Regions from separate parts of the Homo sapiens genome. Here region 1 is linked to region 2. A link is an interaction called in ENCODE POLR2A ChIA-PET data of the cell type or tissue named here. Cell type or tissue: A673. All regions are shown on one strand. Links, peaks and the distances in the headings refer to the core of each region. The heading gives the core; the rest is flanking DNA. Region 1 overlaps LRRC39 (leucine rich repeat containing 39). Region 2 overlaps CDC14A (cell division cycle 14A).

Region 1 (5,429 bases), core at 174-5,173, 200 kb after region 2:
ACAGGCGCATGCCACCACACTCAGCTAATTTTTGTATTCTTAGTAGAGACAGGGTTTCACCATGTTGGCCAGGCTGGTCTTGAACTCCTGACCTCAGGTGATCCACCCACCTTGGCCTCCTAAAGTGCTGGGATTACAGGCATGAGCCACCATGCCAGGCCATTGCCTCTTTCTAAACATTAAATTAGCAAATGTTATTTGCCGATGTCAGTTAGCAAATAACAAAAAATTCAACTAAAGATGGTTTAGGCGATAGGGAAGTGAGGCTGTTCTGAAGATAGTCAATGCAAAGCCTCAACATCTTTTAAAAGTCAGCTTTTTTTTTTAATCACCTTCCACTGTTAATCCCTGTGTCAGTCTGATCCTCGGATTAGCTTCCTTCAGTGTTACAAGATGACTGATGCACTTCCAGGCATCACAGCCAATGATCATTATGTTTTCAGAAAAGTGGAAACTATTTTTTTCTATTTCTTCTTTAAGAGTAAAGAAATCTTTCACAGAGGGTCCCTAACAAACCTCTCCTTCACTTCTCATTGGCCAGAATTGGATCATTTGTACACATCTAACCCAGTTACCTTCTAGGGGAATGAGACTGATTGGTTTAGATAAATTAAGATTCATCCCTGGTGTATTAGTCTGTTTTCATGCTGCTGATAAAGACATACCTGAGACTGGGTAATTTATAAAGGAAAGAGGCTTAATTGACTCACAGTTCCACATGGCTGGGGAGGCCTCACAATCATGGTGGAAGATGAAGGAAGAGCAAACGGACATCTTACATGGCAGCTGGCAAAGAGAGAATGAGAACCAAGTGAAAGGGGAAACCTCTTATAAAACCATTGTCTTGGTGATTAACATGTGGCTCCTCATTACTTATACAAATTTCTGCAGCCAGCTTGAATTTCTCCTCAGAAAATGGGTTTTTCTTTTCTATCACATCCTCAGGCTGCAAATTTTCTGAATTTTTATGCTCTGTTTCCCTTTTAAAACTGAGTGCTTTTAACAGCACCCAAGTCACCTCTTGAATGCTTCGCTGCTTAGAAATGTCTTCCCTCAGATACCCTAAATCATCTTCTTCAAGTTCAACGTTCCACAGATCTCTAGGGCAGGGGCAAAATGCTGCCATTCTCTTTGCTAAAACATAGCAAGAGTGACCTTTACTCCAGTTCCCAACAAGTTCCTCATCTCCATCTGCGATCACCTCAGCCTGGATTTCATTGTCCATATCATTATCAGCATTTTGGTCAAAGCCATTGAACAAGTCTCTAGGAAGTTCCAAACTTTCCCACATTTTCTTTTCTTCTTCTGAGCCATCCAGCTGTTCCAACCTCTGCCTGTTATCCAGTTCCAAAGTCACTTCCACATTTTTGGGTATCTTTACAGCAGTGCCCCACTCTATCGGTACCAATTTACTATTTTAGTCCGTTTTCACACTGCTGATAAAGACATACCTGAGACTGGGTAATTTATAAAGAAAAGAGGTTTAATTGACTCACAGTTCCACATGGCTGGGGAGGCCTCACAATCATGGTGGAAGCCAAAGGAAGAGCAAAGGGACATCTTACATGACAGTCAGCAAAGAGAGAATGAGAACCAAATGAAAGGGGAATCCTCAGCCAGACATGGTGGCTCACGCCTGTAATCCCAGCTACATGGGAGCCTGAGGCAGGAGAATTGCTTGAACCCAGGAAGCAGAGGTTGCAGTAAGCCAAGATTGCACCATTGCACTCCAGCCTGGGCAACAAGAGTGAAATTCCATCTCAAAAAAAAAAAAAAAAAAGAAAGGGGAAACCTCTCATAAAACCATCAGATCTTGGGAGAGAGAATGAGAACAGTATAAGGGAAACTGCCCCCATGATTCAATTGTCTCCCACTGGGACCCTCCCACAACACGTGGGAATTATGGAAGCCACAATTCAAGATGAGATTTGGGTGGGGACATAGCAAAACCATATCACCTGGATTACTTGGTAAACACTTGGACTTGGAAGCAATTGATATTCTTCCAGTAAACGAGGGTGGGGGGCAAGAAGCTACTGATAAGCAATGATTTGTGTTGCTAAATATCTGTAAAAACAAAAGATCTTGACAGGGAGGAATAATTTTTCCCACTTAGTTTTTAGTAAGTGTGCAGACATAGCAAGATTCCTGTTCAAAGTGGATTCTGCAAGGACAGAGAGGGAAGCCCAAGGTCAATCCTGGTCAAGCAGAGGATGTGGAGCCTGGCTAAAGTTTTGATAAAAGGGATCTTTGTCATTAATTAAGAATCACTTAATTTCAGAAATTTCAGAAGTTCTCTATATAGGAATAATGAGTGTGCAGTCTTGCCCTTTCTTACTGCTTGTTCTTTTTTGGCATCATCTATTTTATGATTAGGGAGGAGGATTCTCTGTTAGCAAAATGTAATTTCCAAAAGTTAAGTTAGACCAAAATCAGCTTCTACTTTTAGAAACATTACATGGAATTTGTGTAATGTAGTTTTTCAAAGCACCTTTCCCTTAATCTTAAAACAATTACATTGTAAAATCATTGTACAGTATTATAAAGCTTGGATTGTGGTTAAAATTAAGTATAAACTACTTTAAAAGTAAATTATATAGAGATCAAAGGTTAGGTTTAAAACCTGTAATATGACTAAATAAATAATTTTCCAGGTATGCTGGCTTGTGCCTGTAATCCCAGCACTTTGGCAGGCTGAGGTAGGAGGATTTCTTGAGCCCAACGAGCTTGAGACCAGACTGGGCAACATAGCGAGACCCCATCTCTAAAACAAAAAGTTAGCTGGGCGTGGTGGCATGCACCTGTAGTCCCCGTTACTTGGGAGGCAGAGGGGTGAGGCGGGAGGATCAATTGTGCCCTGGAGGTCAAGGCTGCAGTAAGTTACAATCACACCCACTGCACACCAGCCTGGGTGTCAGAGCAAGACACTGTCTCATTTAAAAAAAAAAGAAAAAAATTAATAAATAAACAATCATAACTGACGCAAAATGGTAAGAATCTGAGAGACCTTTTAAAGTGAGACAGAGAAGCTGATTACCAGAGAAAAGGCTAACTGGAAAATTCATAGAAATTTAAAACCAACCAAAGGTAACCCAAAGAAATGTCCTTACTTTTTTACTCTGCTCTGAAATAGACCAGTGTTTCTCAAACTTGTCTGCGTAGGAATCCCATAGGGATCTTATTTAAAATAGCTTCTGGGTTAGTAAGTCTGGAGTAGGACCAAGAGTCTGGATCTCTAACAAGCTCCCAGGAGACAATGATGCTGCTGTTCTGCAAATCACACTGAGTGGCAAGGAAGTAGACAAAAGAAGCAGATTTGAAAGGGGTCAGTACACAGGCAAGGGGTAAGAAGGGTAAGAATGTAATCTAATGCTGCTTCGTTCAGCTAAATTGGCTAGAGCTTTAGCTAAAAAATGAAAGAAAAAAAGCCTACAGTTTAAACAGAAATTGTGTTTTCTCCCTTTTGATGCCAAGCTCCTTGAAAAAATCAAGTACTTAGGTAACGATTGGTGTGGCAATATCAGAAAAAGGCCTTATTCTACAATAAAATTTGTAGAATCAAATTTTATTTTGTTTTTTTAGAGACAGAGTCTCACTCTGTCACCCAGGCTGGAGTGTATTGGCGCAATCTTGGCTCACTGCAACCTCTGCCTCCTGGGTTCAAGTGATTCTCCTGCCTCAGCCTCCTGAGTAGCTGGGATTACAGGCCCACAACACCATACCCAGCTAATTTTTGTATTTTTAGTGGAGACAGGGTTTTATCATGTTGGCCAGGCTGGTCTCAAACTCCTAACCTCAAGTGATCCATCTGCTTTAGCCTCACAAATTGTTAGGATTACAAGCGTGAGCCACCACGCCCGGCCTCAAAAGGGTTTTAGAAGAGTTATAAAATTTCGATTAGAGACCTGAAAGAATATCAAGATTAAAATAAGCAGCTTCACACCTGTAATCCCAGTGCTTTGGGAGGCTGAGGCAGGAGGATTGCTTGAGCTTAGGAGTTCGAGACCAGACTGGGCAACATGGAGACAGCCTTTCTCAATTTTTTTTTTTTTTTTTTTAGAAAAAGCTGTATAGGAATTATAGAATATTTAAGCTGGAAAATACATAGATATCATTTAATTATAACCTCACATTTTATAGGTAAGGCCCACAGATGGGGGATGTCTTGCTCAAGGTAACCAAATTAATAAATCGTATATTCTGGACTTAGATCATAAAAACACAGAACCAGAAAGAATTTAGCGATCTTTACAGAGATGGAAATAGATTTTTCTAATAATAGCCTGACCGTGAACTCAGTAACAACAGAGCTTTTTGTATCTCCAATGTCTAGTACTTGGCTATAATGGTTACTGGATTAATTCCTTAAGTTAAAGGTCAAGGGATAAGATTCCTAATTTACTTGTTACTAAATCTTGCTCTGAATTTCATTTCTGTCTTAGTAATAATAACCATTAAGCCCATTGTTTGAATAGTTCTATTTTTATAATAAGTAATATAATTGAATAGCTGACATTATACATTTTTTCTTAGTTACCCACATCTATGGGAAGCTTAGCTGTTTAGATCAGAAGGCCACACATATCCCACTGCCACAGGGCACCTGTTAGCAGATTAAATTTTAGGCAAGTGATAGATCAAAATACACAGATACTAAGAGAGGTATTTTACAAACCCAAATACTTAAAGACAGCAAATTCAACACTTTGTTTACTTTTGGCTTTCTGTTCATTAAAATAAAATCCTTATTGAAGATCAGTTAATATACAAAACTGCTAAAATTATGTATTAACTCTCAGAATGTCAAGAGATTTCTGGCAAACAAATATTCAAATTAGTTAAACTTCATGCTTTCAGGACTGCTCATATTTATTATGTATCCTTTTAACAGCCTAAAATTTTCAAAATTTTCAATTCTAAACTTACTCTCTTTTTCATGAGTGAAGAATTTTCTGGGATAGAAATAGCTTTTTGCAAAAGGTTTTCCAGTTTCTTTTCTTTCTTTTTTTTTTTCTGGAGACCGAGTCTTGCTCTGTCGCCCAGGCTGGAGTAAAGTGGTGCAATCTTGGCTCACTGCAACTTTGCATCCCAGGTTCAAGCAATTCTCCTGCCTTATCCTTCCTAGTACCTGGGACTCCAGGCACGCATCACCACACCCAGCTAATTTTTGTATGTTTAGTAGAGATGGGGTTTCACCATGTTGGCCAGGATGGTCTCGAACTCCACCTGCCTCAGCATTCCAAAAGTGCTGGGATTACAGGTGTGAGCCACCGTGCCTGGCCGGTTTTCCAGTTTCTAGTTTGCATTTTTCTAGTTTGAGATCATTCTTATGTTTGCAATAGATCAAAAATCAACAGGAATGTGCTTCAAATGACAAAGATTTTATACATTTTTATATGTAAAAAGTAAAGACTAGATAAAATTAACAT
Region 2 (5,332 bases), core at 266-5,265:
ATTCTTCAATTTGTCACTAGGATGTGAAAATATTTAAGACCAAAAAATTAAATTAACAATAAAGGAAATATCTTATTCAAATTTATAGTTTACACAAATTATTTCTTATAAAGGAATTCACTGTCAACAACAAATAATTGTGATCATTTACCAGATGTTTTTGATATACGAGTTAAAAAGAAATTACTTAGGCAGGTACTGAGGGTTCGGGAGCCCTCGGTAAGGGTTTCCTTTTAATGAAAAGCAGCCCTAAAATCATTTTCTCTTTTAACAAACAGCAGCCTGTAAAAGAGAGCTGCACACGTAAACAAGCAAGCTGGAAACTTGCACAGGTGAATGTCGGCAGTTGTGCCAGTAGGAATACTACTACCTGGGACTAGGCATGTTCAAAATGGCAGCTCCATCTTCTCTTTTTGCCAGCCACATGTACAGTGAGGAGCAGACAAGACGGCACTGGCCGAGTGGAAAGTCCATTTGCATAATAAGATTAGGGTGGGGTGATCAGCCTTCCCCACCCACTACGTAAACGTCACACCTGGTTGAACCAATCTGCGGGCCCTATGTAAATCAGACACCGCTTCCTCAAGCCAGACTATAAAACCTGTTGCGGTCAGCTGCAGGCCCGCTTTTCCCTTTGGACTCCTCTGTCTCACAAGAGAGGGAGAGCTACTCTCTCCTCTGTCCTTTCTTCTGCCTATTAAAGTCTCTGCTCCTTAACCCACTCACGTGTACCTATTGTTAATCTTCGATGAGATGAAGAACCCCGGGTATTTACCCCAGGCAACAATGCTGCTTCATTTTCAAGTTGTCAAGAACTGGGGATGTTACATATTTTTAATAAATAGAGCAATATTTTTGATGACTCTCAATCCACATAAAATTCTTTGGTGCTCCTGGAAGTATTTCGTTGATTAAAACAAACCAATATATTTTTTAAGTAAATTGAAACTAAAGCTTTAAAAAGAATTATTCACAGCTCTACTTTGCTTCAGTAATGTGAATTGGAACAACTTAAAATGACAAGACATAGGAAACAACCAAAATGACCAAAGAGAGAAAAATGTTCAATACAGTATGGTATATCCTTTCCCCGAAATATTATTAATATAGAGACATTTATGGTGATTTTGAAAAATGGCATTGGTTTACAATGCTCATGTATGATTAAAAAAATCAGCATTTAAAACTGCATATACAAAATTATGCCAATTAAAAATTTATAGCACTGTAGGTTTGAATTTCTTCATTGTAGAAAAGCAATATTCTTTGAAAAATTAAAAAAAATATTTCTAAGACACAATGAATTTCACAATTCAGTATAAAAAATTCAGCTCAAATCACAAAGCCAGAAAGGAACTTGAGATCAGTTGTGCCACTTACCTCCCCACATTTTAAATATCCAGGACAGACACGGTCTATTTTCCGCTTAAAGATCACAAAAGACAAAGACTCCATTATAATGACCCCCTTTTTACTTCCTATCTCCAATCCTCAAAACAAAACAGAATAGCAAAAAGGCAGTTTCCTTCTGATTTACGTACCTCACCTACTTAAAGGTGTCCCTCTCTCCCAGTCACCCAAGCCAGAAACTTTGAATTCACCTTTGCTTCCTCCTCCCTACCCGCATCTGCTCAGTCCCAAATCCAGTCAACCAATTCTTTCCAGCCTCTCCCCATCTGGCCTTTCTTTCCCCACTGCTGCAACCCTAATCCAATTCTTCCATAGCCTAACTGACCCCACCTTCGAGCGATGGCAGCACTCGTCCTAAAGTAGAGCCCTGGTCACTCTCTGCCATTTACAAGCAAGCACAATTTACTGACATCCAAACAGTTTTCCACAATCCAGTCCCCAACTAAGTGACTGCTGCTGTGACCTGTGACTCCTCTCCATTCAAATATTATTACACCTCCTCTAACAGAATCTTGCTATTCCCAAACACCTCTTGTGCCTTTTCTCAGGACTCTGCCTGAAATCTTTTTCTTTCCTTTCTTCCTCATTCACTTACTCACTCATTCATTCATTCAACTAAAATTTCTTGAGCCCCATATCTATGCCAGGCACAGTGCTAGGTGTTGGGACATAATGGTGAGCAAAAACAGGTAGTACTGGTCCTCACAGAGATCATAAAATGTACTCTTTGCTATTATACACCCTTCAAAAACTAGCTCAGTGCTTATCACCCTGGGTAGCAATAATCTCTTCCTTTCTTGAACTCCTAACACATACATTTGCAGCTTTGGTCATGTATTATCCTGTACTGCATGTGTTTCTACTTCCTTCTTTACAAATACATATCTCCAAAGCATTAGTACAGTGTTCTGCATCAAAATCTATCCCATCTAAATACTAAGTTTCTTGTATAGCAATTTTCAACCACTTATGAAAGTTTTAAGTTATGCTTTTCACTTCCCATAAAAATGTGTCAAGAGTTTTGTGAGGCTTGTGTTTTAGTTTTTAGTTTTTTTGTTTTTTGTTTTTTGTTGTTTTTTTTTTTTTAAGCACAAAGGGGTATTGAGCTGTGGCTAAGTAAAAGTCATTTACTTCTGGCTTGGGAATGTGTTTATGAACTTACAAATGAGAACATCTGATGTCTTAGGAATCTACTTCAAACAAAATAATGAAGCCGCCCTGTGGTGACCTGGCACAGAAAGAACTTGGAAGGCTGACAGCTCCCCACTGGGATCTCCTGCAGCCCACTTGGAGCTCTCTCTCAGGCTGCATGATTATGACTAGCCCTGTTAAGATAACTCTCCTTAGCACCTCGGCTACATTTTTTGTTTTCACAGCCTTATCTCAAGCAAACTGAAAAAACAGAGTAATAATTTATCATTATGAAGATTAGAGATCAACTCTACACCGAATGCCTAAGAGGTCAAAACAGCAGATATTTAAATAAATCATTATCTAGAAGGTAAATTTGATTCCCCTGGATTACAGAATTAAGAACTGTGGGCCAGGCACGGTGGCTCACACCTGTAATCCCAGCACTTTGGGAGGCCGAGGCAGGCAGATCACTTAAGGCCAGGAGTTCGAGACCAGCCTGGTCAACATGGTGAAACCCTGTCTCTACAAAAAAATACAAAAATTAGCAAGGCATGGTGGCATGCACCCATAATCCCAGCTATTCGGGAGGCTGAGGTGGGAGAATTGCTTGAACCCCGGAGGTGGAGGTTGCAGTGAGCCGAGATTGCCCCACTGCACTCCAGTCTGGGTGACAGAGCAAGACCCTGTTTCAAAAAAAAAAAAAGAACTAACTATGAATGTACACAGATATATCTACTTCCTCTTAACATATACTACATCATAACACTGGCTGTCATGTGTTCAAAACAGAAGGTGAAAAAGGCTAGGCACAGTGGCTCATGCCTGTAATCCTAGCACTTTGGGAGGCCGAGGCAGGCAGATCACGAGGTCAGGAGATCAAGACCACCCGGCCAACATGGTGAAACCTCGTCTCTACTAAAAATACAAAAAAAAAAAAAAAAAATAGCTGGGTGTGGTGGTGCGCGCCTGTAATCCCAGCTACTCAGGAGGCTGAGGCACGAGAATCGGTTGAACCCAGGAGGCGGAGGTTACAGTGAGCTGAGATCGCACCACTGCACTCCAGCCTGGCAACAGAAGGAAACTCCAACTCAAAAAAAAAAAAAAAAAGAAGAAGGTGAAAAAAAGCAGCCCTGAACAATATTACTTTTCCAAGGTTTGGATGAAGAGAAGAAAAAGGGGGGAAGAAACTATAAACTACCATCTTTTAGAAAGTAAACAGTTTTCTGAGGGTTTTTTTTGGAGAATACCTTAAAAAAAAAAATCACCTTAAGTTACACCAGGTAAGCAGCCAGAACATTTCACCAGACAGCCTACAAAAGCAGTTATCATAGGCTTATAAAAACTGGGCTTCTTTCGTTTTCACGTGTCCTACAATTAACTCAATTTCTTTCCTCTCTTTCTTTTTGGTAGTGCACTGATAGGAAAAAAAAGGCAAAATTATACCCCCCAAAAGTGAAATTACAAAGAAAAATGTTTAAATTACCACCACACATTCCCAGATAGGAGCTGGTCATAGTTTGTGCATATACTGTCAGTGGCACATTTCCCCCAAGAGCCATCACCACCCAAGTTAGAGGGATCAAGTCTGTCAGGAAGGGGCAAAGTTGTCCCATACCCTCCCCATTGGCATCAGTCTCAGGCCAACTGGGAAATGCCTGGACTCCAGGGTGGACTGCCTCTGGCTTGCATCCCTGCTCTGCCTTACCAGCTCAGTGACCTTAGGCAATATACTTCCCTCTCTGGACCTCTACTTCCTCCTTTGTTAAGTAGTGATAATAACAGCATCTAACTCCTAGGCTTGTTCTGAGGATTAATTGAGTTAATGTGTGCGTGTAAACCACTTAGAACACTGCCTGGCACAGGGCTATACATGTTAGCTGCTGCTGCTGCTGCTGTTGTTGTTGCTATGGCTTTATTATTATTCCCACAATGAAATTTGTCTCGAGGTTCAACCAAATCTCCTCTTCTGTCTATATCATAGCAATTTATAATGAGAATTGAGGTTCTAAATGATGACCGTAAGGCTCTATCAGATCATATATATGTGTATGTGTGTATATGCTTAAGTGGCATTCAACCTTCCATTAAATTATCCTACTTGCTATACATTTAATTTGAAATAAAAATTTAAAAACCAAAAGGGTTTCTCCTGACCTACCTCTAACCTAAATATGCATTCCCACAAATATTTCTAGGCAAGAGTAGTTTTTCCATGCTTCTCTCATAAATATTCTATGTTCACATTTTGACTCAAAACTATGCTATAGACAAGATAAAAGAAATCATTTTTCTATAAATTACTTATCCAAAACTTCCTGGATGCATTAATATCAGGCTGCTTTAATTAAGTTTAAATGAAAATTGAATGTTTTAAATTATTTAAATCTTCCATTTAGCTAATTAGTTCTCATTAGAGGCTGCTCATTCTTAACATGCTAAAACATTTGGTGAAATTCTTCAAGTCACTTCAGAAACTGCTTAAAATTCAGTCCCTAGAGTTTCTCCCTAAAGAGCTCTTTCCTGCACTTTCAATACCTTTCTTCACAACTCAAAAAGAGAAGAAATGACAATGGACAGGCTGAAAATGAAGACCCTATACACTATCCTTCCCAGCAAACTGGCTTTCTATGCCATGAACATCCAACCCTACACCCATGACCACCACTAGGAGGGGCACACAGATGTCATAACAAGTAATATATTTCATTTCACTAACTTTTTAGCCACACAAAAGTAAGCCAAGTTATTAAAAGTAAGCGCCTGTTTGGATTACGGGGCCCAATTCCAA

What was found. Peaks named below come from ENCODE experiments on the same cell type or tissue, not always from the same donor. Only the 100,000 strongest peaks of a DNase experiment are listed, where the experiment ranks them.
Region 1: POLR2A ChIA-PET joins it to region 2 with 9 read pairs; 3 of 35 experiments call an interaction of 5 or more read pairs at or near these places.

Annotation. Positions count from the first base shown.
Region 1 is chr1:100,162,225-100,167,653 of GRCh38, reverse strand. The region is part of intron 3 of LRRC39 (leucine rich repeat containing 39); the gene reads left to right. Among named protein-coding and RNA genes, the nearest start is that of LRRC39, 13 kb to the left of the region's middle. In A673, for the core only: no CTCF peak of the experiment used is centred there; a DNase peak (open chromatin) is centred at 3,253.
Region 2 is chr1:100,358,264-100,363,595 of GRCh38, reverse strand. All of the region lies in intron 2 of CDC14A (cell division cycle 14A), which reads right to left. Among named protein-coding and RNA genes, the nearest start is that of CDC14A, 8.4 kb to the right of the region's middle. In A673, for the core only: CTCF peaks have their summits at 5,019 and 5,221; a DNase peak (open chromatin) is centred at 2,665.